Linked DNA regions of Homo sapiens: regions 2 and 3 are each linked to region 1. The links are chromatin loops, found by intact Hi-C in ENCODE. Cell type or tissue: ascending aorta. All regions are shown on one strand. Links, peaks and the distances in the headings refer to the core of each region. The heading gives the core; the rest is flanking DNA. Region 1 has its middle 42 kb from the start of LUZP4. Region 2 has its middle 120 kb from the start of PLS3-AS1. Region 3 holds the start of LRCH2 (leucine rich repeats and calponin homology domain containing 2).

Evidence for each region. Hi-C counts contacts between places; a loop is a spot of excess contacts. Peaks named below come from ENCODE experiments on the same cell type or tissue, not always from the same donor. Only the 100,000 strongest peaks of a DNase experiment are listed, where the experiment ranks them.
Region 2: a loop joins it to region 1, with 10 times the contacts of the local background. A loop is called at or near these places in 19 of 110 quality-filtered maps.
Region 3: it touches region 1 in a loop (2.1-fold over the local background); 7 of 110 quality-filtered maps call a loop at or near these places.

The regions. Positions count from the first base shown.
Region 1 is chrX:115,326,037-115,336,421 of GRCh38, reverse strand. No RefSeq gene overlaps it. Among named protein-coding and RNA genes, the nearest start is that of LUZP4, 42 kb to the right of the region's middle. In ascending aorta, for the core only: a CTCF peak has its summit at 5,710 (motif pointing left); a DNase peak (open chromatin) is centred at 5,749; H3K4me3 peaks cover 979 bases; H3K27ac peaks cover 1,125 bases.
Region 2 is chrX:115,674,049-115,684,433 of GRCh38, reverse strand. No RefSeq gene overlaps it. Among named protein-coding and RNA genes, the nearest start is that of PLS3-AS1, 120 kb to the right of the region's middle. RefSeq lists an enhancer at 3,478-4,029. In ascending aorta, for the core only: a CTCF peak has its summit at 4,749 (motif pointing right); no DNase peak of the experiment used is centred there; H3K4me3 peaks cover 479 bases; H3K27ac peaks cover 382 bases.
Region 3 is chrX:115,229,863-115,240,247 of GRCh38, reverse strand. LRCH2 (leucine rich repeats and calponin homology domain containing 2) reads left to right here and starts at 6,152. Exons shown (of 21, transcript NM_020871.4): 1 at 6,152-6,555. The coding sequence starts at 6,207. In ascending aorta, for the core only: no CTCF peak of the experiment used is centred there; DNase peaks (open chromatin) are centred at 6,207 and 6,527; H3K4me3 peaks cover 1,824 bases; H3K27ac peaks cover 1,678 bases.

The sequences.
Region 1 (10,385 bases), core at 3,677-8,676:
AAGTGTCCAGAGACAACTAGGCGGAAGCTTCATGAAGTTTTCTGACTTTGTCTCAGATGTCACACAGCATCACTTCTGCTATATTGGTTCTAAGTGATTTACAAGGTTTGCTAGGATGCAAAGAGAGCAGAATTAGATTCAACCTCTTAAATGGGGTGAGTGTCAATGTCACCTTGTAGAAGAGCACATAGAATGGGAGATATTGTTGCTGCCATATTTGAAAACACAATCTTCCACACCATTCCTGTTTTATCTATACCCCTACACATCCTCCACTTCCATGGACTATGTGAAACCAAATCTCAGACATCCCATTTTCATCTGCAAACATTTCTGCATATATAGACTTGTTAGTGGGCTTTTTTTTTTTTTTGCCATTTACAAATGAAGAAACTACAACCAAGAGAAGCTTGTATCACTTGTCAAAAGTCACAAACTAGCCTTTACAAAATTAAAAAAATTAGCCAGGTGTGGTGGCATATACCTATGGTCCCAGCTACTCTGGAGGCAGAGGCTGAGGCTTGAGCCCAGGAGGTCGAGGCTGCAGTTAACCTTGATTGCACCACTGCACTCCAGGCTGGGCAACAGAGCGAGAACCGGTTAAAAAAAAAAAAAAAGAAAGAAAAAAGCCGCAAAACTTACTGGTTCAAACATATGATTCCCTAATATGTTTGATTCTACTGCCTTTGCTCTTTTCATATTGCTATTTTATAATGGTGAGCCACTGAGGGATTTTATTTCGTGTATTTATCTTAAGAGCCAGGTTATCACTGTGTTGCCCAGACTTGAGTGCAGTGGCTATTCACAGGCAAGATCATAGGACACTGCGGCCTTGAACTCCTGGCCTCAAGCAATCCTCCTGCCTTGGCCTCTTGAGTAGCTGGGACTATAGACACATGCCACCGTGCCTGGCTTCCTGAGTGATTTTAAATAGAGAAGTGATATAATCTTGGCTTAGAAAAGTTCTTCTTAGTTACAACGTGAAGGTAGATTGGAAGGGCCCAGGGTGGGGACAGAGAAACCAGCTAAAAGGCTGTAATTAGTCTAGGCCAGTACTTCTCAGATTTTAATGTGCATATGAATCACCTAAAGATCTCAAAATGTGGATTCTGATTTGTTAGGGTCTGGAGTGAAGCCCAAGATTCTGTGTTCCCAACAAGCTGCTACTTGGCCGAAGACCACATTTTGGGTAGCAAGAGCCTAGGCTAAGAATGATGAAAGTCTGAACCAGGGAACGAATATTGGGAGTAATAAAGGGTTTACAAAGAAAAGAAGATAGAATCTGTAGGAATTGTTTATCAATAGGTAGTACCATTCCCATTTTCCTATTGATTCATAGAGAGGGTTAAAGGAGCTGAAAGAGTATATACCTAGTTAACAACTAAGCTAGGACCAGAACCCAAACCTATCAATTCCTCATCCCACCTATTTACCACCCAAGAGAAGGTAAACAATACAGCTACAAAGCATTAGTATTCCAAGTAAAACCAAACAATGAAAGTCTTTAACCAACGCATTCCACACAAAATTTAGTTCACATTTACTTCATTTTAAACTTATCTCCCTTAACCATTTCTTTCTTTTCTTTTCCTTTCTTTCTTTCTTTTTTTTTTTTTGACAGGTACTCACTTTGTCACCCAGGCTGGAGTGCAGTGGAGCGATCTCAGCTCACTGCAGCCTCAACCTCCTGGGCTCAAGCGATCCTCCTGTCTCAGCCTCCCAAGTAGTTGGGACTACAGGCGCATGCCACCACGCATGGCTAATTTTTGTATTTTTTGTAGAGACGGGTTTCACCTTGTTGCCCAGGCTTGTCTTGAGCTCATGAGGTTAAGCCATCCACCTGCCTCGGCCCCACAAAGTGCTAGGATTACATGCGTGAGCCATCCCGCCCGGCCCCTTAACTATTTCTTAAACTCTTTGTGCCTGCCACCATGTCTTTAGCATAAAGTGGAACATAAATCCAAAAAAAATCATGTGCTTCACTATATTAAGTTTTTAAAAGCAGCATTTTACGGTGTTTAGTTACGAGTACTAGGATATCCGGGAGCTATGCTACCCAGTCACTGGGCACTTTTATCCTGGATTTAACTGAGGAAAAATTTTACAGAGGGCACGAGATTTGACCTGGATCTCACAGGATGGGAAGGAGCTAGACAGGATGAAAGGAATGAAGTGGGCATTTCCAGGAGTGGAATGGTGGCAATCAGATCCAGTGGCAGGACAATACGTAATGTGAACTGCATATGTAAGTTACATGGTAAGTCTCTGCTCGCACTTCCAAAAACCCCCCAGAAAATCAGTTATAACAAAGAGGGGAAACCATGGATTACCTTTTCTGCATTAGTTGTTTTGGAGAGAATTTGCATTGCAGTAGGATATCTACCACTCAGGAAGGTGAGAATTGGGGATGGGGGTGGGAATAAGATGTGAGGTGACACCAAAGAGGTGAATATCAGATCCACATATCCATCTGTCTATCTGAATGGGCATGTGTTTAATGATTATCTCATCCCAGGGGGAGGAGGGAAGAAGCTTCTCTAGCTATTCTGTTCAGGGCCTGACCACCCCCTCCCATGCCCAGGAGGCATTCACAAATGAAGGCTCGAAGTTTAACCGTTTGAGGAACTACCAGACTGTTTTCCAAAGCAGCGGCACCATTTTACAATCTCACTAGCAATGTATGAGGGTTTCAGTTTCTCTGCATCCTCCCTGACACTTGTTATTATCTGCCTAGTGGATGTGACGTGTTATCTCATTGTGGTTTGGTTTACATTTCCCCCTTCCCAGGGCTAATGATGTTGAATATCTTTCCACGTACTGATTTCCAAATAGCTCTTGATGGCTGATTGTAGGCATTTATTCACAACTCTGGTAACACAGTCACCATATGACCCAGAAATTCGACTCCCATATATATACCCAAGAAAATTTAAAACATATGTTTACACAAAAAAAATTATACAGGAATGTTCACAGTAGTATTATTCATAACAACTAAAAAGAGGAAACAGTCCAAATGTCCATCAATTAATGAATGGACAAACAAAAGTGGTATATTCATACAATGGAACATTATTCAGCCGTAAAAAGGAATGAAGTACTGATACATGCTACAAAGTGGATGAACTTTAGAAACGTCACACTAGGTGAAAGAAGTCAGGAACAAAAGGGCACACGATTCCACTTATATGAAATATCCAGAATAGGAAGATCCAGAGAAATGAAAAGTAGAATGGTTGTTACCAGAGCCTGAAAGGAGGATGAATGGGGAGTAACTTCTTAATTGGTGTGGGGTTTTATTTTGTAGTGATTGATGGAAATGTTTTGGAACAAGATGTGCGCCACTGAGTTGTTTACTTTAAAATGGTTAATTTTAGCTCAAGGAGCCAGTTGGAACCGGCTCCAGCACACCACTGCCTGAAGATTTTGCCCTCTTAAGTCAGAAAGATCTTACTGTTTATGCCTTATGATAGTCACATGCCACCACTGAGAAAATGAGTACCGAAATGACTAGCACTTTGAATGGGAAGGGGGCGAACTCCTGGAGGGCAAAAATTCAATATCTCAAATATATTATCCTATCACCTCTCTGTCTACCTCTCTATCTACCTTCTTACTCACCTTTATTGAATACTGAATTTTCCCAACAGTTTTATTTATGGGGAGATTGAGAACTAGAAATAACTAAGATCATACACGTCTAGGAAGTGGCAGAGGTGGGATTTAAACTTTGGTCCACCTCAGTCTGTGTTCTTACATTTAAATGGAAGCCTCGGGGAGCCATGGGAGTGGTACATAGCCATGTTCCTTGGGTACCCTTAAGCTATGGGGAAACTGCAACACTAAGTATGGCTGCTTCCTAAAGACTTCAGTCCCAGTTCAGAACTGGTGGCTTTGGAGCATTCTGAGGAACTGTGGGGCCGTGGAACTGCCTAGCTGTCAGAAATGATTTAGTCAGAACCATGGGGCTCTACCTGATCTGAGGCTTCTTTTGCCATCCCTTTCAGAAAATCCAAAGAGGAATTTAAATATTTGGGGGTTTTCGTAGGGAGCTGAGATGCATATTGCTTCCAGGTACCTTTAGGGCCATCGTTCCTAAAGACCTCACTTACCAGATGAAGAAACAAGCTTATAGAGGGGAAATGACTTCCCTAAGATCACACAGCTGATTCAGTCAAGCATCACCAGTAGATGAAGAAGTAACTGGAAGAAATTTGTCCTCATCCTCAACCTCTCCATTTTCCATTCCATCTTTTTTAATGTTCCTTCCTTGGTATCTCAATAAGATATACTCTTAAAAAAACTTTATTATATTTATTATATAATTTCATATACTGTATATTATTTATTTATAAATTTCTTGTTTTTTTCTTTTTCTTTTTTTTTTTTTTTTTTGAGGCAGGGTGTCACTCCATAACTCAGGCTGTAGTGCAGTGGCATGATCTCGGCTCACTGCAGCCTCTGCCTCCCTGGCTCAAGCAATCCTCCCATCTCAGCCTCCCGAGTACCTGGGACTGCGGCTGCCTCATCATGCCCAGCTAATATTTATTTATAAATTATACATAATTTATATATTTTGCTGAATGGGTGATTGATTTCTAAAATATTTTAAAGCGAGCCCCAGACAGCGTACTATTGCAAGGTATATATTCATAAAAAAAAGCAGTATGATATATATAATAGCAGAACCTAAATAAACATAAAGCCTACAGTGGGCTGAAGGTAGGAGACCTAGGCCTTGTTTCATTTAGCTCTGCCACTAAGTAGCTATCTAATCATGGGAAAGTTGTTTAAGCCCTTAGTCCCAGATTTATTTCCTTAAAATCAAAATAAAACTATATTTTATTACGATTTACGACACTAAAATTCTATGACAACTCATGGCCAGACACGGTGGCTTACGCCTGTAATCCCAGCACTTTGGGAGGCCAAGGTGGGCAGATCCACTGAGGTCAGGAGTTCAAGACCAGCCTGGCCAGCATGGTGAAACCTCGTCTCTACTAAAAATGCAAAAATTAGCCTCGTGCTGTGGCACGAGCCTGTAGTCCCAGCTACTTGGGAGGCTGAGGCACAAGAATCGCTTGAACCCGGGAGGTGGAGGTTGCAGTGAGCCGAGATCATGCCACTGCACTCCAGCCTGGGGGACAGAGCAAGACCTTGTCTCAAAAACAAAACAAAACACAAAAACCTATAACAATTCAAATTCCCTGAGGGATATTTGAATTTAAAAAGCGAACAGGCGTTTAAAGTTCCCTGGTTACTTATCTGGTAAAGGAAAGTGATTTGGGGGAGCATTAGTTATAGCTGTGGCGATGGGAGAAGAATTGTTCAGAGGTCTTAAAGTTACGCTTTTCGCGCAGATGCCAAAACGTTTCCAAAGAAGGCTGGTCTTGACTACCACAGCTGCCAGGTGTGGTTCTGAGAAATGCAAAATTATGCCATAACTCCTCTTTACTAGTAGACTTTCAGGATTAGTTGTTTGAATACCCTGAAGATCAACTGTCCGAATTAAATTGAGAAACTGGTTTAAGGATAAAATATTTTCCACCTTCAAACGAATATCTATTTTCTGAAGTAGCCCAAAACTCCACAATTTGTTTAACCATAAGAGTTTTCTTTTTTCCTTTATTTTACTGCGGTTTGTGAGAAGTTAACGAAAGGCCAGTTTTTGGAAGTTGAATGCTGCCATCTGGTGGTTGACAGGCAGCAGTGAGCTGGAGTAGGGAAATCTTTCCGCCAGACCCGTGGCAGAAAACAAACTAACAAAAAAACCCGCAGGACTAAAGGCGTAAGATGTAGGGCCGGACACGGTGGCCACGCCTGTAATCCCAACACTTTGGGAGGCCTATGTGGGAGGATTACCTGAGGCAAGAGTTCCGGACCAGCTGGGCAACACAGTGAGACCCCCCCGCCCACCTCCCCCTCCCCCCGCCATCTCTTAAAGAAAAAAAAAAGCATGAGATGTACAAATCAAAAAGCAACTTAAATGCTTTTTATTTTACCCACAAATGTGTTTATTTTTTCTAATATAAGTAAAATATGATTATTTCAGGAATTTATAAAATATGTTAAAGTACATGTGGGGAAATACAAATTTCCTACAGTTCTTAAATTCTAATGCATTTTGGTGCATTTTTTCCAATCTTTGCTTATTGCATTCTTTGCAATATCCCGAGTGTCATTAAAAATTCAATTTTTTGCCGGGCGCAGTGGCTCACGCCTGTAACCCCAGCACTTTGGGAGGCCGAGGTGGGCGGATCACGAGGTCAGGAGTTCGAGACCAGCCTGGCCAATATGGTGAAACCCCGTCTCTACTAAAAATACAAAAATTAGCCGGGCGTGGTGGTGGGCGCCTGTAATCTCAGCTACTCGGGAAGCTGGGGCAGGAGAATCGTCTGAACCAGGGAGGCAGAGGTTGCAGTGAACCGAGATTGCGCCATTGCACTCCAGCCTGGGTGACGGGCAAGCCTCTGTCTCAGAGAAAAAAAAAAATCAATTTTTTTCATAACTCTGACTTTCATCCAAAAATATTTCTTGAGCACCTTATATATACCAAGTACTTCGTTAGGCACTAGAGATAAAATAACAAAGGAAAAAATCTAGAAAGTCCCTGTCCTCACAGAGCTTGCATTCGGGGTCAAGAGCAACAATAAACAAATAAAGACATAATTAAAGGTTAAATCATGAGAAATGCTATGAAGAAAAATAAGGCATAACAAAAGGAAATAAAATGATTACAGAGCTACTTCAGATAGGGTGGTCATGAAAGGCCCCTCTGAGGTAGTGTAATAAGTAACATTTGAGCAGCATTCTGAATGACCAGAAGGAGAAAGCCATGTAAATGTGTAGGGGAAGAGTCCCATAGGGCAGGGGTCCCCAACCCCCAGGCCACAGACCGGTATCTGTCCAGGTCGCACAGCAGGAGGTGAGAGGAGGCTGAGCTTCATCTGTATTTACAGCTGCTCCCCATCACTGGCATTACCGCCTGAGCTCCACCTCCTGTCAGATCAGTGGCAGCATTAGATTCTCATAGGAGCGTGAACCCTATTGTGAACTGTGCATGCAAGGGATCTAGGTTGCAAAATCCTTGTGAGAATCTAATGCTTGATGATCTGTCATTGTCTCCCATCACCTCCATCCAGATGGGACCGTCTCGTTGCAGGAAAACAAGTTCAGGGCTCCCACTGATTCTACATTAAATTGTATATTTCATTATATATTACATTCATTATATTCATTCAGTATATTCATTATATATTACAATGTAATAATAATATAAATAACGTGCACAATAAATGTAATGCACTTGAATCATCCCGAAACCATCCCCCCTGCCCACACCCAATCCATGATAAAATTGTCTTCCACAAAACCTATCTTTAGTGCCAAAAAGGTTGGGGACCTCTGCCCTAGGTGTGAAAAGTGTTCTAAGAGGAAAGGGAAGTGCAAATGCTCTGAGGCAGGAGCATGCTTACTGTATTAGTGGCATAGTAAGGAAGCTGGTGTGGCTGGGAAGGTGTGTGGGAGATAAAAACAGGAAGGAAATAAAATAGGAGAGCACAGCCAGAGATCAAACCACAACAGGGCCAAACCATGTACAAACTTTATTTTCCCCCACTTAAATCCATTTAACATAACAGAGCTCCATCTTGAAGGATGGGCAGGATCCACAGTCAGCAAAGGCGGGAAAGAACATCCCAGAAAGAGACCAATGATGAAGCAAAGGCGTGAGTGCTTTTAAGGTTAAGAGTATGAGCTCTGGGACTTGAGAGAGATCTCCCAACTCTGCCACTTCTGGTTGTACCATGATTCCCTTTTCCCGAACCAATAAATACAGTGTAATCTGTTAGTACATCATAGGCCCTATCTCTAGGAACCCTAAGATCAGACGAAGATGGCTACACTGATAGAGTGGTAATGATCCAGCCAAGCAGAGGGTCACCCAACATCCACTATTATTATTGGATAGAGTATTAGAGTGGGGATATAGTAGACAGGAGAGAGGGAGGGAGTTTGGCACATTAAAAAGTAAGAAGCAGAAAGACTGATGGATGGAGAGATGGAGACAAGGGGTAAGCACTATAATTTCACCTGATCTTGGGCAGGAGTTTTAACTACCACTAAGAAGTAAGATCCCGCATAATCTCAAATTTTAGTATACATCAAAATTTTCTGGAGGGTTTGTTAAAACACAGATTTCTGGGACCCACACCCAGAGGTTTTGATTCAATAGGTCTGAGGTGAAGCCTGAGAATTTGCAGGTTCCCAGGTGAGGCTGAGAATGCTGGTTTGAAGACCACACACAGAAAATTCATGCTATGATTGGTGCCAAATGAGGCAAAAATGGAAAGTTCAGTCAGCCTGTTTCTTTGTTCTGTTCACATACTGCCAAACAGCTAGACTGCACATCTCTCGGCATTGTCCAACTGATTGTTATGACAATGTTGTACTTCTGATGTTATTCAAGGCAGAGAGGGAGAGGTTTGTGACTTATATAGCTGCTGTTTCATATGGGGGAAAAACCATTTGAAGCTTGGGAAATATTGCTGGGCTCATTGCCTTATGCTGTTGCTTTTTCTTCTTGCTTTTTTTTTTTTTTTTTTGAGACAGTTTCTCGCTCTGTCGCCCAGACTGGAGTGCAGTGGCGCCACTCACTGCAGCCTCCACCTTCCAGGCTCAGATGATTCTCTCACTTCAGCCTCCCGAGTAGCTGGGATTGCAGGTGCACACCGCCCCACTTGGCTATTATTTCTGTAGAGACAGGGTTTCTCCATGTTGCCCGGGCTGGTCTGGAACTCCTGGGCTCCAGCAATCTACATGCCTTGGCCTCCCAAAGTGCTGGGATTATAGGTATGAGTCACTGCGCCTGGCCATACTGTTGCTCCTTACCCTAATTACCCATTAGCAAGCAAGACATTGAAAGCAATGTATCCATCCCATATTCTTTGTAAATGAGATTATGAGAAAACAAGCCTTTTAGTATTCTGGTAGTGGGGATGTCAAATGGTACAACCTTTCTGTACAGCAACTTCTTTGTAGCATTCCAAATATGTACTATTTGATCCAGCAATTTTACTTCTGGAAAATTATCATATGTAATGAATTGAAGAGGTACTGCAAATATATAAGTACACGAAAACTCACCACAAGCATAATTTACAAAAACTTAAACTGAAAACGGCCTAACTATCCAGCAATGGGGAACTGGATAAATAGTGTAGAAAGCTTTACTGTGGAAGAAGGCTTAGTGGCAGTAAAATAAATACGGACGTAGCTATTACAAGTTTGCATGTGTGTGTGTGTGTGTGTGTGTGTGTGCGTGTGTGTGTGTGTGTGATAATTTTTGGTATTTTGTATTTTGAAAAATTTCTGCAATTAACCTGTATTATTTTTGTGATATGAAGAAACATTCTCTCTCCAAATCATTTGCCACAAATTACATTAGGAAGCTTCATGCACATTGGGCAACAGAGTGAGACCACGTCTCAAAAAAAAAAAAGTATACAAGAAGATGTGTATAGCTTATATGCAATTACTATGTTATTTCATATCAGGGACCTGAGGACCCATGGTTTTGGTATCCACTGGGGTCCTGGAGTTAATCCCCCACAGATACCGAGGGACAAATATAGTATATTGGACTAAATCCACGTTCAACTTGAAGTTCGTTTTAAAAATAAATAATTGAAGTTGGCTTATTTCTTTGACCTTTGTATCCTTCATGAAGGTGCAGTACAGGAAGAGACTCTTTGTGAATTAAGGGCTCCAGGTAGAATCTAGTTAACTGCATTTTTTTCTGATACATAAAAGATACCTTTTTATACATCAAGTAGTCCTAAAACAGACATGAATTCTTTAATATCACGTGAACAAGCTTATTGTGCAATTCTATTACACTCACGTGATTATCCATTGCTTGAAAGTTGAATTTCAAGTATATTCCTCTGGGCTGGTGCAGAAAACTCTTGGTTGTAGTATATTTTGTCCTTAGGAGTAAAGTTTTAACCCTATATCTCACATTTGTGTCACTTAAGCATAATAATTAGTAAAGATATATTTGTCAGCCACTAATTAGATGAGCAACTTTGGGCCATTCAACTTCATGTAAGTCTCATTAACACCAGCTGTAAAATGAAGAAGGTATATCCAAGAATCTTCAAGCTCCCTTTTTAGTAGTTAGGTTCCAAGTTCTGAATCAGGGAGTATTAGTGCAGCATTCAGAAGGATTGTAAACATGCATTAATCTAGTCTTTTTTTAATCATTACATCAAAATATCTAGGTGAGTTTTTCTACCGTTTATCTTTTTTAAAAATTGCATGCATGCATTAATCTAGTCTTTTTTATATTGTTACTTCAAAATCCCTAGATGAGTTTTTCTACTGTT
Region 2 (10,385 bases), core at 2,041-7,040, 350 kb before region 1:
GAGTGAAGTGGCAAAATCATGGCTCACTGCAGCCTCAAACTCCTAGGCTCATGTGATCCTCTCGCCTTAGCCTCCCAAGTAGCTGGGACCACAGATGCTTGCCACCACATCTGGCTTGTAATTCTTTTATGAGATGATCCCTCAGGTATGGTCACTGGAGGAGATGTCAGAGAGGCTCAGAAATAAAACAGTTTATTTACTCACAGGTTGTACAGACAGGAGGCCAGGTACATCATGCAGGGCCACATGGGAAAGACATCAGGGTGGTCTGAAGGCAGAAGACACGAGCAAGGGGAGGATTTAGGCCATGACCTTTACTGGGACTTCCATACAATAGGCAATGCAGGGCAGGGTGAACAGTTTATGACTGGCTAGTTTGAATAACTGCCTTGGGCTTTGGGCTACATAAGGATGGTTTCTAGTTGCTTGGTACCTGGCCCTAGTGTCAGAAGTGTCCTGGCCGGGCGCGGTGGCTCACGCCTGTAATCCCAGCACTTTGGGAGGCCGAGGCGGGTGGATCATGAGGTCAGGAGATCGAGACCATCCTGGCTAACAAGGTGAAACCCCGTCTCTACTAAAAATACAAAAAAAAAAAATTAGCCGGGCGCGGTGGCGGGCGCCTGTAGTCCCAGCTACTCGGGAGGCTGAGGCAGGAGAATGGCGTGAACCCGGGAAGCGGAGCTTGCAGTGAGCCGAGATTGCGCCACTGCAGTCCGCAGTCCCGCCTGGGCGACAGAGCGAGACTCCGTCTCAAAAAAAAAAAAAAAAAAAAAAAAAAAGAAGTGTCCTAACCCGAGTGACTGCATCTTGAATAAAGGCCAAATAAAGCCAAAACTGCTGGGTTACATTCCCAGGGGGTTGGGAACTCTTGGTCACAAGATGTTTATGGTTGAGGGGACAAGTTAAGGAGGCTAATTACATAAGATCCACAACTTAAGGAAATGTCCTGATGTCCCAATATCTTAAGAACAAAATGCACTCTTAGTTTAAGAATACATTTCACTTTTTAAAAATTTTTATTTATTCATCTATGTTTTTGACGGCGTCTTGCTATGTTGCCCAAGCTGAAGTGAAATGGCGTGATCTCGGCTCACTGCAACTTATGCCTCCCAGGTTCAAGCAGTTCTCCTGCCTCAGCTTTCCAATTAGCTGGGATTGCTGGCACCTACCACCATGCCCAGCTAATTTTTGCATTTTTAGTAGAGACGGAGTTTTACCATGTCAGCCAGGCTGGTCTCGAACTCCTGACCTCAAGTGATCCACCTGCCTCGGCCTCCCAAAGTGCTGGGATTACTGGAGTGAGCTACCACGCCAGGCCAATGTCACGTTAAAGATAATAGTATACCCATAAATTCTTGCTGAAATCAATAGTTATAAAAGAGAATAACAATGCTACTATCCTGTCACAAGCTGATCACAAGCCTTTGTAATAAAGCACGTAAGACCGTTATTCTTAGCTCTATTATCCTATCTAAGCAAGCATTGTATTTGAGGTGATTTTGTTCCTCCTTGCTTTCTGAGGACACCCTACTCTGCAATAAAGTAGTCTCTAATCAGAGTATAGTGAACTATCTTAACTTCACTATACTCTGCGACTTGCCCTGAATTTTTTCTTGCATGAGATCCAAGAACCCGCTCTTTGGGATCTGGAACAAGACCCTTTTTCCGGTAACAGTAGATGATTAGGAAGAGGAACGTGGGCCGGGCACGGTGGCTCACTCCTGTAATCCCAGCACTTTGGGAGGCGGAGGCGGGCAGATCACCTGAGGTCGGGAGTTCGAGACCAGCCTGACTAACATCGAGAAACTCCGTCTCTACTAAAAATACAAAATTAGCCAGGCGTGGTGGCGCATGCCTGTAATCCCAGCTACTCGGGAGGCTGAGGCAGGAGAATTGCTTGAACCTGGGAGGTAGAGGTTGCGATGAGCCGAGATCACGCCATTGCACTCCAGACTGGGCAACAAGAGCAAAAACTCTATCTCAAAAAAAAAAAAAAAAAAAGAAGAGGAATGTGGCCTCCTGGGGTATCTGGGCCAAACAGAGGAGGTACGGCTCTGGATTGGTTAGTTTGCATATTAAAGATGCTCCTGGCTGGGCCTTTGTTATTTTTAAATCTTGGCTAGCCCCAGGAGGGGCAGTCTCCCCCTAGTCAGAAAGGTTTTTAAAAATATCAAAACATCATAATACGCAGAAAATGTAAAATGTTTATAATACAAAATGTGAACTGATTTAGTTTCTATGAGAAGCTTATATTTTAAGGACAAACTTAAGTCTGTGATGGGTTATCTTGTTTAGCAATTTTTAGTTTTACTTTTTATGTTTGAACCATTAATGAATACAATTAAATCAGGGTTATTTAAGAAAGTCTCTGGATCAAGCTTCTCCAACCCGTGGCCTGTGGGCTGCATGAGGCCTGGAATGGCTTTGAATGTGGCCCAACACAAATTCGTAAGCTTTCTTAAAACATTATGAGATTTTGTTTTTTTTTTGCTTTTTTTTTTAAGCTCATCAGCTATCATTAGTGTTAGTGTATTTTATGTGTGGCCCATGACAATTCTTCTTCCAATGTGGCCCAGGGAATCCAAAAGATTGGACACCCCTGATCTAGAAGATCTGTCCAGGGCTCAGATACTCAGATAATCTCCTAAAAGAGGTAAGCCACCATGGAGTTTTACTTTTTCTGGTAAAGGAAGGAATATTTAATTATCATATTTTCTTTTCTTTTCTTTCTTTTTTTTTTTCTTGAGATGGGGTCTGGCTCTGTTGCCCAGGCTGGAGTGCAGTGGCGCGATCTCAGCTCACTTCAACCTCTGCCTTCCAGGCTCAAGTGATTCTCATGTCTCAGCCTCCCAAGTAGCTGGGACTACAGGTGCATGCCACCTTGCCCGGCTAATTTTTTTGCATTTTTGGTAGAGATGGGGTTTTGCCATGTTGCCCAGGCTGATCTCAAACTCCTGAGTCAAGTGATCCGCCCACCTCAGCCTCCCAAAGTGCTGGGATTACAGGCCTGAGCCACTGCGCCTGGCCATATTTTCTTTATGTATGATTAACTTAAGTTAAACTCTTTAGATTTGTAAAGTTTATTATTATCATTATTACCACCACCATTATTACTAAGTTTAGCAGAGAAAAGCTCTCATAACAGCTTTTACTTAATAGTTGGATAAATTTACTCTTATTATCTTTTATAGGATTGAGGAACAAATCTTTGTGTTACTTAGAGCTGCTATAACAAAGTATCATAGAGTGGTGGCTTATAAACAACAGAAATTTATTTCTCACAGTGCTAGAGGCTGAAAGTCCGAGATCAGGGTACCAGCTTGGTTGGAAGACAGGGTCTTTCTTTGTTGCTCAGGCTGGAGTGCAGTGTCAAGATCATGGCTCACTGCAGCCTCCACCTCCCAGGCCCAACCAAGCCTCCCACCTCAGACTCTCAAGTAGCTGGGACTACAAGTGTGTGCCGCCACGTCCGGCTAAATTTTTTTTTTTTTTTTTTTTGTAGAGACAGGGTCTCCCTATGTTGCCAGGACTGGTATCCAACTCCTGGGCTCAAGGGATCCTCCTGCCTCGACTTCCCAAAGTGCTGGGAGTACATGCATGAGCCACTGCAACGAGCAGGTATGGTTGGTTATTGTTAGGGCTCTCTTCCAGGTTGCATATTGCTGACTTCTTTTTGTTTTTTGAGACGGAGTTTCACTCTGTCGCCCAGGCTGGAGTGCAGTGGCACAATCTCGGCTCACTGCAAGCTCCGCCTTCCGGGTTCACGCCATTCTCCTGCCTCAGCCTCCCCAGTAGCTGGGACTACAGGCACCCGCCACTGCGCCCAGCTAATTTTTTTGTATTTTTAGTAGAGACGGGGTTTCACCATGGTCTCGATCTCCTGACCTTGTGATCCGCCCGCCTCGGCCTCCCAAAGTGCTGGGATTGCAGGCATGAGCCACCGCGCCCGGCCCGCCTGCATATCGCTGACTTCTTGTGTCACATGGCAGAAAGAGGGAGAGAGAGCTCTCTGGGAGTCCCTTTGATAAGCGTACTAATCCCATTCGTGAGGTCTCCACCGTCATGGCTTAACTGCCTCCCAGTGGCTCCACCTCCTAATACCATCATGTTGGCGGTTCAGAGTTCGACATATGAATTTTGGGGAGACATAAACATTCAGCCTATTATTATTACCTGATGAACATTTTAGGAACCCAAAATATGGTTTAGGTATAAAAGACATCTGGCCGGGCGCGGTGGCTCACGCTTGTAATCCCAGCACTTTGGGAGGCCGAGGCGGGTGGATCACGAGGTCAGGAGATCGAGACCACGGTGAAACCCCGTCTCTACTAAAAAAAATAAAAAAAAAATTAGCCGGGCGTGGTGGCGGGCGCCTGTAGTCCCAGCTACTCGGAGAGGCTGAGGCAGGAGAATGGCGTGAACCCGGGAGGCGGAGCTTGCAGTGAGCCGAGACTGCGCCACTGCACTCCAGCCTGGGTGACAGAGCGAGACTCCGTCTCAAAAAAAAAAAAAAAAAAAAAAAAAAGACATCTTAATAGTTTTATAATTTTGAATTTAGATCGTGAATTCAGGAAAGGCAAAATCAAGAATAACTGTTAAAGGAGAAAAGGTGTAAGTCATAAATATCTAAAAACAAGAAATATTTACAGTCAATGATATAAAACCATGCTAGATTATACTAAGGCTAAAGCTGTAATTCGCCCCCCACCTCGTAATAAAAGCAAAAAGCAGTAGCAATCACTCACATTAGCCAGGAGAGGGGGATATTTGTTAATTTCTGTGGCTTGAACGTGTTTTGTCTGTGTTCAGACATGATTATGCAGTGGTCCTCCTTTTTGTCTCACTTCATTACCATCACAGAGGGACCTTGCCGGATGTTGGTACTCTTTGAAATTGTTTATGCTCACGGGAGAACAACAAAGTCTAGCTGTGAGTGCCACGCCAACTCCTACATGTCCGGGATTATTTTTTTCTTTCCCATCACTGTGATAGAAAAAATTGGTGATGCTGTTTTATTGGTGATATGTTACATGCATTTTAAGTATAAGCTGTCAAGACTTACAAGGAGCCCCTTTTGTGAAATCTAATGAACATATCATGGTTCGTTTGTATTTTTTGGGAGGCGGGGTGGGGTGAATATGTGCTGCCAAAGTGAGCACAAACATATCATGCTGTTGAAATAGGATTTTAAGCCAGAGAGCAAACCCGGGTGAAATCCGGACAAGAACAAATCTGCAGAATTTTGTTTTAACCTCTCTGGGCCCTATTAACTTCCAGTCAAACTTGTAATAAAACTAAAGCTAAAGCATCACTTTCACATCGAGGACCTTGCTCACCATCACCTACCCATCCCACGCTCATTCCACCACTGTCAAAGTGTACCCTTTCTGACTTTGTGCTCCTACCTGCTATAAACTTCCATCAAAACACTTTATTTCATGGTGTTTGTGTCCCTCTAGAGTCCTACACTACTCTAGAACTCAAAGAAAAGAACATATCTCATTCATCTTATTCAGGCCTTAGACAAAAAGCCTGGGACAGGAAAGTACTCAATATTATTTAATTAATTAACTGTTAATAAAACATGTTTTAACAGAAGACATGACAGAAAATATGACTTTGAAAACTTCATCCACATGAAGTACCTTCTTTTGTTTTTTTTTAGACAGGGTCTTGCTCTGTCACTCAGGCTGGACTGCAGTGGCATGATCACAGGTCAGTGAAGCCTTGAACTCCTAGGCTCAAGTGATCCTCTCTCCTCAGCCTCCCAAGTAGCTGGGACTACAGTTGTGCACCACCATGTCTGACTAATTAAAAGAATTTTTTTTTAGAGATCGGGTCTCATTGTGTTGCCCAGGTTGGTCTTGAATTCCTGCACTCAAGTAATCCTCCCACCTCAGCCTGCCAAAGCCCTGGGATCACATGTGTGAGCCACCATGCCCAGTCTACATGAAGAATGTTGAATAAAAAGTGACAAGAGAGGAAGAAGACTGAAGTTTAAAGTTCTTCACTTAGGGACATTTTGCAAAACGAACGAAATCTGATAAATTCCTCATGAGTCACTGCAAGCCTCTATACCTGGTGTTTAATGGTTTATTATAAAAATTTTGTACAAATGCTATTTGTTTCCCAGTAAGGGGTTGTCATTTCCACCTCATTGGTCCTTTTTGTGTACCTTTCCATGCAGTGTTCCCAGGAAGATATATATAGGTATATAAAGAGCAGAGGACCTATTTCCATTAAATAAGCAATGATTGCTTTTATCTTATTATGAACATGATGCATATATATGCAAATATATATGTATTTGTTCTTTTTTTTTTTTTTTTTTTTTGAGACAGAGTCTTGCTCTGTCGCCCAGGCTGGAGTGCAGCGGCGCAATCTCAGCTCACTGCAAGCTCCGCCTCCCTGGTTCGCGCCATTCTCCTGCCTCAGCCTCCCGAGTAGCTGGGACCACAGGTGCCTGCTACCACACCCTGCTAATTTTTTTGTATTTTTAGTAGAGACGGGCTTTCACCGTGTTAGCCAGGATGGTCTCGATCTCCTGACCTCGTGATCTGCCCGTCTCGGCCTCCCAAAGTGCTGGGATTACAGGCATGAGCCACCGCGCCTGGCCTGTTCTTGTTTTTGAGACAGAGTCTAACTTTGTTTCCCAGGCTGGAGTGCAGTGGCACAATCACGGCTCACTGCAGCTTCAAACTCCTAGGATCAAGCAATCCTCCTGCTTCAGTCTCTTGAGTAGCTGGGACCATAGGTGTGTAGCACCACACTCAGCTAATTTTTACATTTTTTGTAGAGATGAGGTCTTGCTTTGTTGCCCAGGCTGGTCTTGAACTCTTGGGCTCAAGCGATCCCCCCACATCAGCCTCCTAAATTGCTGGGATTACATGTATGAACCACTGTGCCTGGCCCATATATTAATAATATAATAAAATATATTATGAAAAATGATCTCTAAACCTATCACCTGGAGGTAACCACTAGCAATATGTTGGTTTATCTTCTTCTTGGCCTTTTTGTACTATGTGTGTGTATCCACAGACATACACACACATTTAAACCAAAACCTCCTTCCTTATTCAGTTGGCCACGGCAATAATGACACTCTTCTATACAGAACTCTCATCCTTCACATCGAATGCCAGGGAAGTATTTCCTCAGCAGTTTCTTCTCTGATTCCATCCACTGCAGCCATAATGAAGAGGAATATAGAGACCAAATCCACCTCAGGAGCACAGGAATACTGAAAGCAATGGAGAGAAGATGGAAATTCTGGCCAGCTGCTTACTAGGACAACATCAAATCAAGGCCACCACTACACATAAAATACAAGAAAACTAGTAGTGAGAAGCCATTTTCTTTCCCTTTAAAAACTAAAACAACAAAATCATTACAACATGCAATTATGAACCTTTTTCAGGGTCTTCTCCTTTATTTTTTTATTTTTTATTTTTTTCAGACAGAATCTTGCTCTGTCACCCAGGCTGGAGTGCAGTGGCATGATCTAGGCTCACTGCAACCTCCGCCTCCCAGGTTCAAGCGATTATCCCTCCTCAGCCTCCTGAGTAGCTGGGACCACCGGCTTGCACCACCACACCTGGCTAACTTTCATATTTTTATTAGAGACAAGGTTTCATCATGTTGGCCAGGCTGGTCTTGAACTCCTGACCTCAAGTGATCCACCGCCTCAGCCTCCCAAAGTGCTGGAATTACAGGTGTAAGCCACCGTACCCAAGCTGCTTCTTTATTTTTGTTTGGAAACTATTTAGTTTATGTAAGAATTCCTAGAGGTTATAAGGCTTTCTGGACTAAATGCCCAAGAGACTCCTGAGGTATACACCAGACACTATTTGATTCCCTGTTACTGTGGCATGTAGTTCCAGGCACTACTAACAGCCACTCATGCCATGGTGGTTCTGGGAAGTCCAAATATACATTGAAGGCCAGAGAGTTGGGTATTGTCCATCCAGGGTATTGTAAGCCTTCAAACCACTTCTGTCACATAGCTGAAAATATGCCTTTAGGGTCTTCTCTTCTGCACCTCCTAGGCACTTTTCTCAAACCTATCCAAAGATTAGAATTTGGCTTTTCTTTTCTTTCTTTTTTTTCTTTTTCTTTCTTTCTTTTTTTTTTTTTTTTTTTTTGAGACAGACTCTTGCTCTATCACCCAGGCTGGAGTGCAGTGGCACGAACTCAGCTCACTGCAACCTCTGCCCCCTGGGTTCATGCGATTCAGAAGGCCTGAGCCTCCTGAGTAGCTGGGATTATAGTCGTGCCACCATGCCCGGCTAATTTTTTTTGTATTTTTAGTGGAGACGGAGTTTCGCCATGTTGGTCAGGCTGGTCTCGAACTCCTGACCTCAGGTGATCCACCTGCCTCAGCCTCCCAAAGTGCTGGGATTACAGGCGTGAGCCACCATGCCTGACCTGAATTTGGCTTTTCTATATGAGACCATGTCTTAGCTCAGGCTGCTATAATAACGTACCGTAGACTGGGTAGCTTAAATAACAGAATTTTATTTCTCACAGTTCCGGAGGCTGGAAAAATTCAAGAACAAAGTGCTAGCCAGGCTGGGCATGGTGTCTCATGCCTGTAATCCCAAAACTTTGGGAGGTGAGGCAGGAAGATCACTTGAGGCCAGGAATTTGAGACTAGCCAGGACAACATCGAGAGACCCCATATCTACAACAACAAAAAGTACTAACCAATTTGGGTCCTAGTGAGAGCCCCCTCTTGGTTTGCAGAAGGTCATCTTCTTGCTGAATTCTCACATAGTTGATGTAGAAAGAGCAGAGAGGGAGAAAGAGAGACACAGAGAGAGAGAGAGAGACCTCATGTCTTATCCTTTTAAGGGCATTAATCCCAGGATGGGGGCTCCACCCTCATGTTCTCATCTAAACCGAATTACCTGCCAAGGTCCTACCTCCTAATACCATCATATGGCAGGGAGGTGTTTCGGCTTTTAACTTATAAATTTTGAGGGGATACAAATATTTAGTCCGTAACAGACCTCTAAGTAAAATTTCACTTGAAAAATTGGTTCCATGGCTTGGCGTGGTGGCTCGCGCCTGTAATCCCAGCACTTTGGGAGGCCGAGGCGGGTAGATCACAAGTTCAGTAGATCAAGACCATCCTGGTCAACATGGTGAAACCCCATCTCTACTAATATACAAAAAAAAAAAAATTAGCCAGGTGTGGTGGCATGCACCTGTAGTCCCAGCTACTCAGGAGGCTGAGGCAGGGAGCCTCCTCCCGCTTGAACCCGGGAGTCGGAGGTTGTGGTGAGCCAAGATCACGCCACTGCACTCCAGCCTGGTGACAGAGTGAGACTACATCTCAAAAAAAAAAATTCGTTCTATGGTTATAATTTAGCCAACAGAATCCACAGTTCCAGGCAATCATAATATATCATTTTTACCCAATCAATTTACGAATGGCTTATATCATTTTGCTCTAGTACTGTTTCATTTTACATTGTTATTGGTTTCTTGCACTTTGGATGTGGTAATTCACTGAATTTCCCCTTTTCCAGGACATTATTGTTTCTGTTCATCATTAGATGCCATCTTGCATTTCATAGTCTCTATCACCTGATGTAAAAATTACCATTGTCGGCTCCTAGTCCAATAACCTCTTTTACTAAGACCAGGCTCACCTTTCTAACCTTTCCTAAGGTATATTGGGGCATTTTAACTAGAATCAATAGTTTCCAGTACCTGTGTCTCATACCTGGGAGGCAATGGATATGGTCACAGCCATCTCCCCTCTCTGTGCCAAAGAAATTTATGGGACTGATGGCTGGATCCACAGTCTAAATAATCAAAATGAAGAGTGTTTCCAACCTTTTGTTCACTGGATCCATCAGTAAGAGTGCAGTCTCCTCTGCTCTTGAAACCCATGAGAGGCCAGGTGCAGTGGCTCAGGACTATAATTTTCTGTCTCATTGATCTGTCTAATATTGACAGTGGGGTGTTAAAGTCTCCCACTATTATTGTGTTGCAGTCTAAGTCTCTTTGTAGGTCTCTAAGAACTTGCTTTATGAATCTGGGTGCTCCTGTATTGGGTGCATACATATTTAGGATAGTTAGCTCTTCTTGTTGAATTGATCCCTTTACCATTATGTAATGCCCTTCTTTGTCTTTTTTGATCTTTGTTGGTTTAAAGTCTGTTTTATCAGAGACTAGGATTGCAACCTTTGCTTTTTTTGCTTTCCATTTCCTTGGTAAATATTCCTCCATCCCTTTATTTTGAGCCTATGTGTGTCTTTGCATGTGAGATGGGTCTCCTGAATACAGCACACCGATGGGTCTTGACTCTTTATCCAATTTGTCAGTCTGTGTCTTTTAATTGGAGCATTTAGCTCATTTACATTTAAGGTTAATAT
Region 3 (10,385 bases), core at 3,512-8,511, 96 kb after region 1:
TCACCAAAACAAAACACATTTAAGATATTCTGCAATATTTTCTCACATACTCTCTACTAATAGGCTAAATAGGGTCATGATGTAGTCCATGGTCAAGAAGAAGCAAATCTTGTCACCAAATAGAAAAATTGGATTTTAGGGTAATGTGTGACCCTGTTATGTTTAGTGTTAAGTTTACAGATTTAGACTTTAAAATAAATTTCATCATTCATCAAAACAAAATAAAAGAACCCTTGTGGCTGGGCACGGTGGCTCACTCCTGTAATCCCAGCACTTTGGGAGTCCAATGTAGTCAGATCGCTTGAGCTCAGGAGTTTGAGACCAGGCTGGGAAACATGATGAAACCCATCTCTACAAAAATTACAAAAATTAGCCAGGTTTGGTGGTGAGTGCTTGTAGCCCCAGCTGCTTGGGAGGCTAAAGTGGGAGAATGGCTTGAGCCCTGGAGGCAGAGGTTGCAGTGAGCTGCTGAGATTGCACTACTGCACTCTAGCCTGGGTGACAGAGCCAGACTCTCAAAAACCAAAACAAAACAAAATAAAACAAAACCCCTTGTAATTTGGGTGCATTGCCATTAGGAGATGCCTCATAACAGTCCAACAGAAATTCATAAGTTTAATCAATTGAGGAAGATAAACTAAAAAACATAAACTTGTAAACCAGTCAACTTTACTTGAAGTAAATGCTATATAGAATGGTTAAGATTGAAGCAAATTTTAAAGTAAAAAAATATGATTAGAATTTCATAGATGCCCAACTGGATTCTTCAACATTTCATTCCAATCTTCTTTTTTTTTTTTCCCTTCTGTTGCCCAGGCTAGAGTGCAGTGGAGCAGCTAAGGCTTACTCAGCCTGGAAGTTCCAGGCTTAAGAGATCCTCCCATCTCAGCCTCCTGAGTAGCTGGGACTAGAGGTGCACATCACTGCTCCCGGCTAAATTTTTATTTTTTTAATTTTATGTAGAGACAGGGTTTCACTATATTGCCAGGGCTGGTCTTGAACTCCTGGGCTCAAGGATCTTCTCTCCTTCACATCCCAACCTGTTAGGATTATGGGCATTTTATTATGGGCACTTTATTATGCCTGCTTAGAGGTAGTACGATAATTACTTAGGTTTTACTTTTAGGCATTTGGATTTCGCTTGAAAAGACCCTATTTAATTGTTCCCTCTCCCATACTGCAAGAAGAGGAAAATATAAAAGACACACTTGCCGAAAAGGGCATATGTCATGGTCTTAGATTGTTTTGTGTTGTTATAACAGAATATCTGAGACTGAGTAATTTTTTTTTGTAGAGATAGGGTCTTGCTATGTTGCCCAGGCTGGTCTCGAACTCCTGGCCTCAAACAACCCTCCCACCTTGGCCTCCCAAAGCACTAGCATTTTAGGCATGAACCATCAAGTCCGGTTGACACTGGGTAATTTATAAAGAAAAAAGGTTTATTTAGCTCATGGTTTTACAAGTTGGGAAATATGAGAAGCATGGTGCTGGCATCTGCTTGGCTTCTGGTGAGGGCCAAGTGCTAGGCCAAAACATAGCAGAGAAGGTCAAGGGGAAGTGGTCAGTGGGAAGAAGAGAACCAAGCAGGAGGAGGGAAATGGCTTTATAACAATCTGCTCTCTCTGGAACTAATCCAGTCTCAAGAGATTGAAAATGCACTACCACGAAAACAGCACCAAGACATTCATGAGAGTTCTGCCCCATGACCCAAACACCTCCCAGTAGGCCCCCTACCTTCCAACACAACCACATTAAGTATCAAATTTCAACATGAGTTTTGGAGGGGGCAAATCATCTCCCAAACAGGTGTTTTTCCATGTTTATACATCATAGCATGTGTGTTTCCATGTTTATATATGAAGAGGAGATTTTCCAATGTAATCTTAAGGAAGACTAAAAATCTTCCTCAACATTATGTTTTCTAATTGGACATAACAGGTTTACAGTAATTTTGTGTGATGTTTTACTTACTTTCCTTTGACCAAGCTACACTAGCAAAATTTAACAATCTCTGTATCTTTACATACTACTCTAATAAGAAAACTTCAAAATTTGTAACAGACCGATGTTGTGTACACAAAAACATTTAGGACATATTTTAAAGAAGGATATGGAACATATATTTTAAATAAATTTCATGATATCAGGTTAAAATACTAGAAACACAGAGGTCAAAATCCGGGATTGCATTAGAGGCAGTAAGCAGAAATTGGAGTCAGGTTAACTGTTTATAGTGAAAACACAATGATTAGGGGAGGCAGGAACTTGGGGTGAATTGACAAGGCTATAACCTCAACAGTGACACTAAAGGAAGTGCCTATTAGTGCTGGTAGCACAATAGTATGGAAGAATTTAGGAACTGCTCTGCTGTTAACTCATGGTCCACTCAGATAGGTGTCCTATTGACAGAATGAACCCAGAACCATTGAAAATAATCATTAATATGCTAGTTACTTAATACAATTATCTCATATAATTCTCACTACACTCCTAAAGATAGCTAATAATGTAATGATCTCTGGTTTATAGATGAGGTATCTGAGACTTTGAGAGGTTAAGTGACTTGTCTAACATCTCACATTTTTCAAATGTCAGGGCAGAGATTCTAACCGAGATGGAACATAATAGTGCTTGTTGACATCAACCTTGAAGACTAGGTATGTAATAGCTCCTTTTAAGTAATAGTGATCATTCATACATTTGTCCAAATGCTTTATGAGTTAATAAATATTAACTTTGGGATTAATTAATTTGTTAGGATTGGTTAAAGCAGGACAAAGGATTATCTGAAAAGGCAGAATCAAGAACAGATAGGTGAAGGAGGATCAGAGATGCTGTATATAGTATGTGGTAAATTATGCTAAAACACATTAATGTATAGTCCTTTACAAGGCTCCATGAAAGAACAGGGATTTTGGAAGAGACTGAAGATCAAGTTACTAGACAGAGGAGGGCCAAGTGAATTTCCTCCTCCTTATCTCTAATCATTTTGTATGCATTTCTCAAGGCTTTCTCTAATTCAAGACTGTGCTGAGATTGGAGTGAGCAGAACTGCATATCTCATTCCAGCTGCAGCTCACTCCAATAGTTTAGTATGGGGTAAACCAACATGTTTTCTCAGGTTTTTCATACATGTTTTGATGACACCCAACATTTCGTTTTTCCCCCTAAAGTTAGCATTTAGTTGAGCTGATGTTTTCAAAAAACAGACTACAGAGATTTTCATGTTTTTTTCCTGGGTCTTGATCAAGATTTTTAAAAATTCGTAATATACTTTGAGCTATTTAATCTCCAAGTTGGTTGCCTTTTTCTGGATCCTGAGCTAAAACATATCTCACATTTGATTTATTTACAGATTAGTAAGAACATCCTGTACTTTAGCCCAATAATCTTGACCTTTAATAGAATTTGTAGCTTTGGACATTTGGTTGTGCCTTTCTTTCTCCATATATTTATAAGTGTTTGTTTGGAATAGCAGTGACTATAAACTGGCCTGGAATTTCAGAAATCCTCTCTAGAGTTCTTTTGAACAGAAACTACATTTGGAGTCTGCCAGTGATTTAGTAGAGGCTGCATGTTTTGTTCAAAACTCCCCTACTTTCCCTCTGTTCTCCTTGTATAATCTTTGGTATATGTCATATAGTTGGTGACTTACCAACATACATTTCATAAGTTTGGCTTGGATAATTCTGACTGCTGGCTGTAATTCAACCAGTTACCAATGTGTCATTTCAGGGACTGCATTGCAGTGGTAATCAATGTAAAATATCCTCTAGTATAGACTGAATCAAAAAATTCATGCAATATGTCAGATAATGTCTTTACCCACAGTTATCAGGACATTTACTAATTTTTTCCTTGGCGTCCTACATTTTGAATGTTCTTTATTATTTTAGTTTTTGAAGGAGTAGAGGTGTAGTAAAGAGATTAACACTTATTGAGTGCCCAATGCTATAGTATTACTGGCATGGAGAGTTTCTGGCACAGAGTAATTGCTCCTTAAATGCTTATTAAATGAATAAATGAATGTCAGGTATGTGCCTGCCACTTTACATGTATGACTTTATTTATTCCTACAACAATCATATAGTAGGTATGTACTATTTTCCCTCATCTATAAAATGGAAGAATAATAGTACCTACTTTACAAGGTTGTTATGAGGATCGATAGACAAGTAAGTATATACAAAGCACTCCCTGGCAAGTAGCAAGCACTTTAAAAATATTATTATTATTATTATTTTCCATTGTTACATATGAAGACACTGAAGTACTGAGCTTTTAAGCCACTTTCCCAAGTATTACACAGGGAGTTAAAAGTTCAGAATAAATTTCTAAACTTTATGCCCTCTCTTCTAAATCTTTTGGCCTTGGTGTTCTTGTCAAAGAGCTCTACAACATGTTATTTTGTCTGATTTTAAGGTATACATAGCTTACTTAATAAGCGTCCCATTTTCTTAGATTATCTTTCAACTTTTTGAAAAATTATTTTCCTTCTTAAATTTGGCTGTACATGCCTTTTTTCACTGGACAGGTATCCTGATAGGACATATTTTTCCTGGAGTCCAATACATTGTTTTAAATAATTGCAAAAATTCTCATTGGCTAATTATTAAAATATTTTCTTTCCTAATCTTTTCTCTAATGAACTTAGTGTCCTTTCTCATTCATCTTAATTCTGAAGTTCTCAATTAATTATGAATTATGAATTAATAATTTGATTTAAGATATAAGGAAGATGAGATATAAGGTGCAACATGCCTTTTTGACACCGGTGTGTTTTAATAATTTATCTCACTTGCTAATTCACTATACAGAGTCTGATTCTCTGTTTTCTTCCTTCTGGGTCATGCATATGGTGAATGTAATTTCTCATGACATAATCATTTTAGTTAACCAGTATAGCCACAAATCAATTTAGACAAGTTGTAATTCTTTCCTGTAATCTTTTATAAAGTAGAGCCTATGGCAGATATACTTTTTTGAAGTGGAGATTTCTCTTAAAAAATGAGGCTGTTGACACATTGCTCAAATTGAAATAGGTGTAAAAGAGATACATAGGATACTCAATGATAAGTGAATATGTCCAAGCATTCTGATAGTTTTCTTCATCAACTTTACTGAATACTAGAGAAAAAGATTTGAATGACTATGATTGAGAGTGGAGAGGGTAGTGGGTAAAGGGATGGCAGTGGCCTAAATGGTTGGGTGATAAACTCGGCTAGATAGTCTGGGGTTAAATTATGGAGGCCTGGAATGCCAGATAAAGGACTTTGAACTTTCTTCTCTATGTCTTCTACATTAAAAATATCTTCAGGTTCTGAGAATGAACTCCTAAAATTCAAGATCGATTGGCTTCATAATACCCAGGGTTAAATCTTCAGAATTCCATCTAAAAACAAAACCTGTATTTCAGAAATAACTTAAGATTGTTTGATGATCAAAGAGATTTTCATCAGGCAGTACTGACACGATGAGAAGAAACTAGAGGTATTTTGGAGATCTTGGCACAACTTCAAAGAGTGATAGAACAGAATGTGGATAACTCTTCCAAGTTTTGGAAGGCAACAGTCTGGCTGAGACTTACATACATTGAAACGAGAGGCTTCCTTGAAAACATTTTACAAATCTTTTCCTATTATAGAATTCTAAACTATGGAGAAATTCATATATGCCCCAAACTCAACACTGCACTCATTTCCCTCCCCAAGTGACTCCCCAGCGTTTCTCTAACACTGGTAAAGGATTCCTGAGGCATTTGCAGTAAGCTTCTCAATAAGCTGCCCCATAGCCCTTCTAAGTGCTGTTTCTGTATATTCTGAAACGAATCCCTTTCATCCCTAGCTCATATATTTGTTTCTGTTTTGCAGAACGGAAACAGTGAAGCAACTTAGAGAGTTGGGGACATACAGCCCAGATGACCTATAGTTCGCCTGGTGTCGTTTCGCAAGACTTTGGTACCCAAAGCAGCAGAACCGGGATTTAGCATCCTTCTTATCATACATTTCTTAAAGCAAGCGTTCTGCACTTTCAAACATCATCTTTTCTCTATCCAACACCTCCTCCCAGCCCGCCCCCTGGTTCCTTCCCACTCTCTACCTCGCCCCCCACCCCCCGCCCCCAGTCTGCGCATGCGTCCTAAGAACCCCTTACACTCGCGGCACAGGCTGACAGTATTGTCGGGGGCTATTCTCTCTCCCAGGAACATGGCGGCGAGTCAGGGAGGAGGCGGTAACAGTGGGGGCGGCGGTTGTGGTGGAGGTGGAAGTAGCGGTGGCTGTGGCACGGCTGGAGGGGGAGGTGGCGGGGCTGGAGGGGGAGGCGGCGGCGGCGGCGGGACCCTGGTGGTCCCCATCCCGGTACCGACTCTTTTCGGTCAGCCGTTCCCCAACGGGCCGCCGTGGAACCCGGGGAGCCTGCAGCCTCAGCACACCGTGAGGAGCCTGGACCGGGCCCTGGAAGAGGCGGGCAGCTCCGGCATCCTGAGCCTCAGTGGTCGGAAACTCCGAGACTTCCCGGGCAGCGGCTACGACCTGACGGACACCACCCAAGCAGGTGACAGGACGGGGGGAGGGGAAGCTGGCTGTGAAGGAGGAGGTGCGGGGAGTGGGTGGCTGCGTGGCTGCGTTGTTGGACTCTGCGGGTCTGGGCGGGTGCGCGGGGACCGCCAGACTAACAAAGTCGGGGCAGCCCGTTCTCCTGAACGTGAGGGGCGAATCAAGCAATAGGGGAGGGGAGGAATGCTGCCTGAAGGATGTATAGAAACTGGTAGGATGTTAGGGGTGAAAGAGCATCATTGTTAAAGCAAGTTTCCCCAGTTTGGGTGGGAGGGAGTCATTGACACCTTCCTTAATGCACTTCTTTCAACTCTCCTGGATCTTCCCGTCTTTCCCGGAAAACCAAACCCAACCAAACTAAACGAAACACAAAAATCATAATCTCTACATATTCCTTAAAGGCATACGTGCCTGAAAGAATGGCATATCCTTTTTCAGAGTACAGCAGCAGGATTGCCATGGTTTTTCTGTGTGGTTTAATCATCCTACGATATTCTTGGCTTCTTTCTTGTCACGTATGCCTTTAAAGACTGAGATTTTTCATTTTCCTGGTGTTGAGAAGGTAGTGGTGGTTAAATTAGTATTTGCTGCAGTGGTAAATTAAATCATCAATCACTTACATGTCTGCTTACTAGAAGAAAGCTAATCCTTGTTTTGAGTTATCTTAGAGTCTTAATTTTTATAGTAGAAAGCCAACAATTTTAAGGGTATTTTTGAGAAAAAATTATCTCCATTCTTTATGGAGTTGTGGATTAAAGGTTTATCACTTTGGGTGAGAAATTGGCTATTGTAATGTTCTTCATATACTCTCTGGTAGTCTTTGTTGTGGCTGGCATTTTTTGTTAGGGACACACTCTCTTATAAACCAATGCTGGATTATTTTAGATATGTCTTGATTTGATGAAAGGTTTTTTTTTACTTTTTATAATCTTTAAATTTGTTATTTATTTCTGTTTTCATCTGCTTTGCTGAAATAAATCTGGACAAAATTATTTTAATAGATGTCGTCATTTTGAAACAATATAGTAAGTAAATTCACCCATAATGAGGAGTAGTAAAATACCACTTATTTTCAAAACAAGACAATTTCAGATGTATTCAGTTTTTAGATCTTAAATCAAGGTATTTGTGTTGGAACAAAGTGGGGAGAGGAGGAAAACCTAAAATTGAAGCTTTCCACCCAGTGATTCTTTTAGCAATGATCCTAAGAACTATGAATGTGTAATCGACCACTGATTTTATATTTTGTAAAGCATGTTGGAGTATTTACTCCTTCACTCAGAACAGATTTCCTAAATAATATGTTCACATATTCATGACTGTTAGCAAGATATTATGCAACTTGGTGTGTTCTTCAAAGGCTTCAAGTAAAACAGTTTCAGACTGCATCATTATAGTGATTTTTTTCTTTTCTTCTTCTTCCTCTTTTTTTTTTTTTTCTTATTGTTCTTTCTAACCTATAAAGGATCCTTCTACCTGCAGGACAAAGTTTAAGCATCCTAGCTTGGCATTCAGGACTTTCATTGTTGGGCTCCACTTTATTGTTGCAACCTTATTCCCCAAAATGCTCCCACATAGAATCCTCTCTTCCAACTAGGTCAACTCTCTGTCTCTCAAATACATTTTGTGCATTTCTGCCTCATCTTTGTACAAGATCATCTGTATGCTTGGGATTTCCCTCTTTTCTCCGTCTATTTAATTTTATTGAAGCCCCAGCTCTTCCAAGAAATTGTCTCCAACTCCCTTAGTCCACAAGAATCTCCTGTTTCTTTGAATTCCCATGGTACTTATTGTCTTTACCACTTACTTGGCAGTGCTGGTTTTATTTTCTTTTTATGTTTCTGTCTTGCTATCCCTGAGAAGAAATAGAGCCCCTTAAAAGGCAGGGTGTAAGCCATATACTTGTTCAGTCTTCTTATTATATATCCCCTTTATTGTATTTGATAATATTTCTCATAAATATGAATATCATCTGATGCAGTTACAGCCTTTGGCTTTTAAGCCTTCAGTTGGTTTTCTGAGGCAAGCTTCAACACAAAGCAGAACCATATCTGTTCATGGTAAACATTCATTCATCATAAGTTTCATTTTACTTTTTCTCTTCAGTTGAATGAGCATTTCTTGTGGGAACATTTCAAAAATCAGAGTAAACAAGATCTTGTGCTGCTCTTTTTTTTCATTTAAATTAGATATCTTTGGGTGACTCATTTGCCATTTGTTTTTGATAAAATTTAGCCACGAAATTTTTAGGGGCAGTATTTTTTAATGTAGAGAGACCACTATTCATTATGTGTAAATGACGGCAGGTACATTGGAACTGAAGAAAAATAGAGTGTGTTTGAGATTATACATACATATGTACATACATACACACACATACATACAGGAACACACATACAGTATATTCTCTATTTGATGAAAATGATCTGTTTGGTGATCTTGTTATACTTAAAATGACTCAGTGGAATACTGTTTCAGAACCAAACCGATTAGTTAGACAAGCATTCCTTATTGCATTAGGAAGAGACAAGAGGAAGGGAAAATAGCTAAGAAGCGGTTAATGTTAATCTAGGTGAGAGGTGGTGAGAATCTGGGTGAAACAATATTGAATAAGGAGAAATTAATACATTTCAAAATAAATGGGGGAAGGTTTTTTTACATTAAGATGAAATAGACCCCTGGTTCTCCACCCTGGCTGCACATTACAATTGCAAGGGAGATTTTTTGTTTGTTTTTTCAACCCTGCCTGGATCCCACCCTAGACCAATTAAATCAGAATCTCAGGGGCCAAGGAACTTAAGGAAAAAAAATCTTCCCAGGTAATTCTAATATGCACTCAGGGCTGAGAAACCCTAAAATTGTTTATTTTTTAAGCACTCAAGAAATATTTGTTCTTTGAGTGAATAAGAACATTGATAAAAGTTTAGTTATTAACCTTAAAGCCACTTGTCAAGAAAGTCAAAACCAAAACTAGGAACTAAATACTCAAAAATTGTTTCAAATTGTTTGATAAATTTACGTGAAGAAAATGATGCCCCCTAAACATGTAGCAGCAAAATCTTTTCTCTGCTAACAGGCTTCCTATGAGGGAAAATGTATTTTAGGCAGCTGTTTGCAGAGTTTATCTTTGGTGTCTTTTTACCTCTCTCTGCATTTCTAGTGTCTGTTCTTCACTTGCCTCCTCCCTTTGTCCCCATCACACTTTTCTCCTTTCTCTTTCTCTCTTCAACCTCACTCCTCTTACTTTATTGGGATAGAGCTCAGGTAAATGATTATGGCAGCCTCTCTAGGAGATTAACATTTAAAAGGGGGAGTTTGCTAATTTACTTGAATCTCCAATTGGTGATTGGAGATTCATGACCTTTTTGAGTAGATCTCCCTTCCAGATACTCCTTGATTAAAATTTTCACCCACATAAGGACATAAAACAGTGATCAGAAAGTTGGTAACCCATTTCAGTAAAGTAGCTGACTCTTGCTGTAATGTCTTCTCCGAGATGGTCTGTAGATAGATTTGACAAGATGAAGGGAAATTGCATAGAACTTTTTGGTCCATCTGGATACTATGATAATTTGTTGACTTGAAAGTGAATTTAATTGTTACCCAAACAAATCCTGAAACCTTGCATAGTTGACTCTGTCACCAGTGCTACAAATAAGTGGATATGTTTCAGCGTACTTGCTGCTGCTCCCTCTGCTTCTTTATACCTGTTTATGTACATGAGCAGTAGGTCTGTGAAACAGATTTAGGAATTCTTACATCAGATTCTGCCGTGTCCTGGATAATCACGTGTTTTCCTGTAAACCAGGAGTCAACTCTAGTATTTCC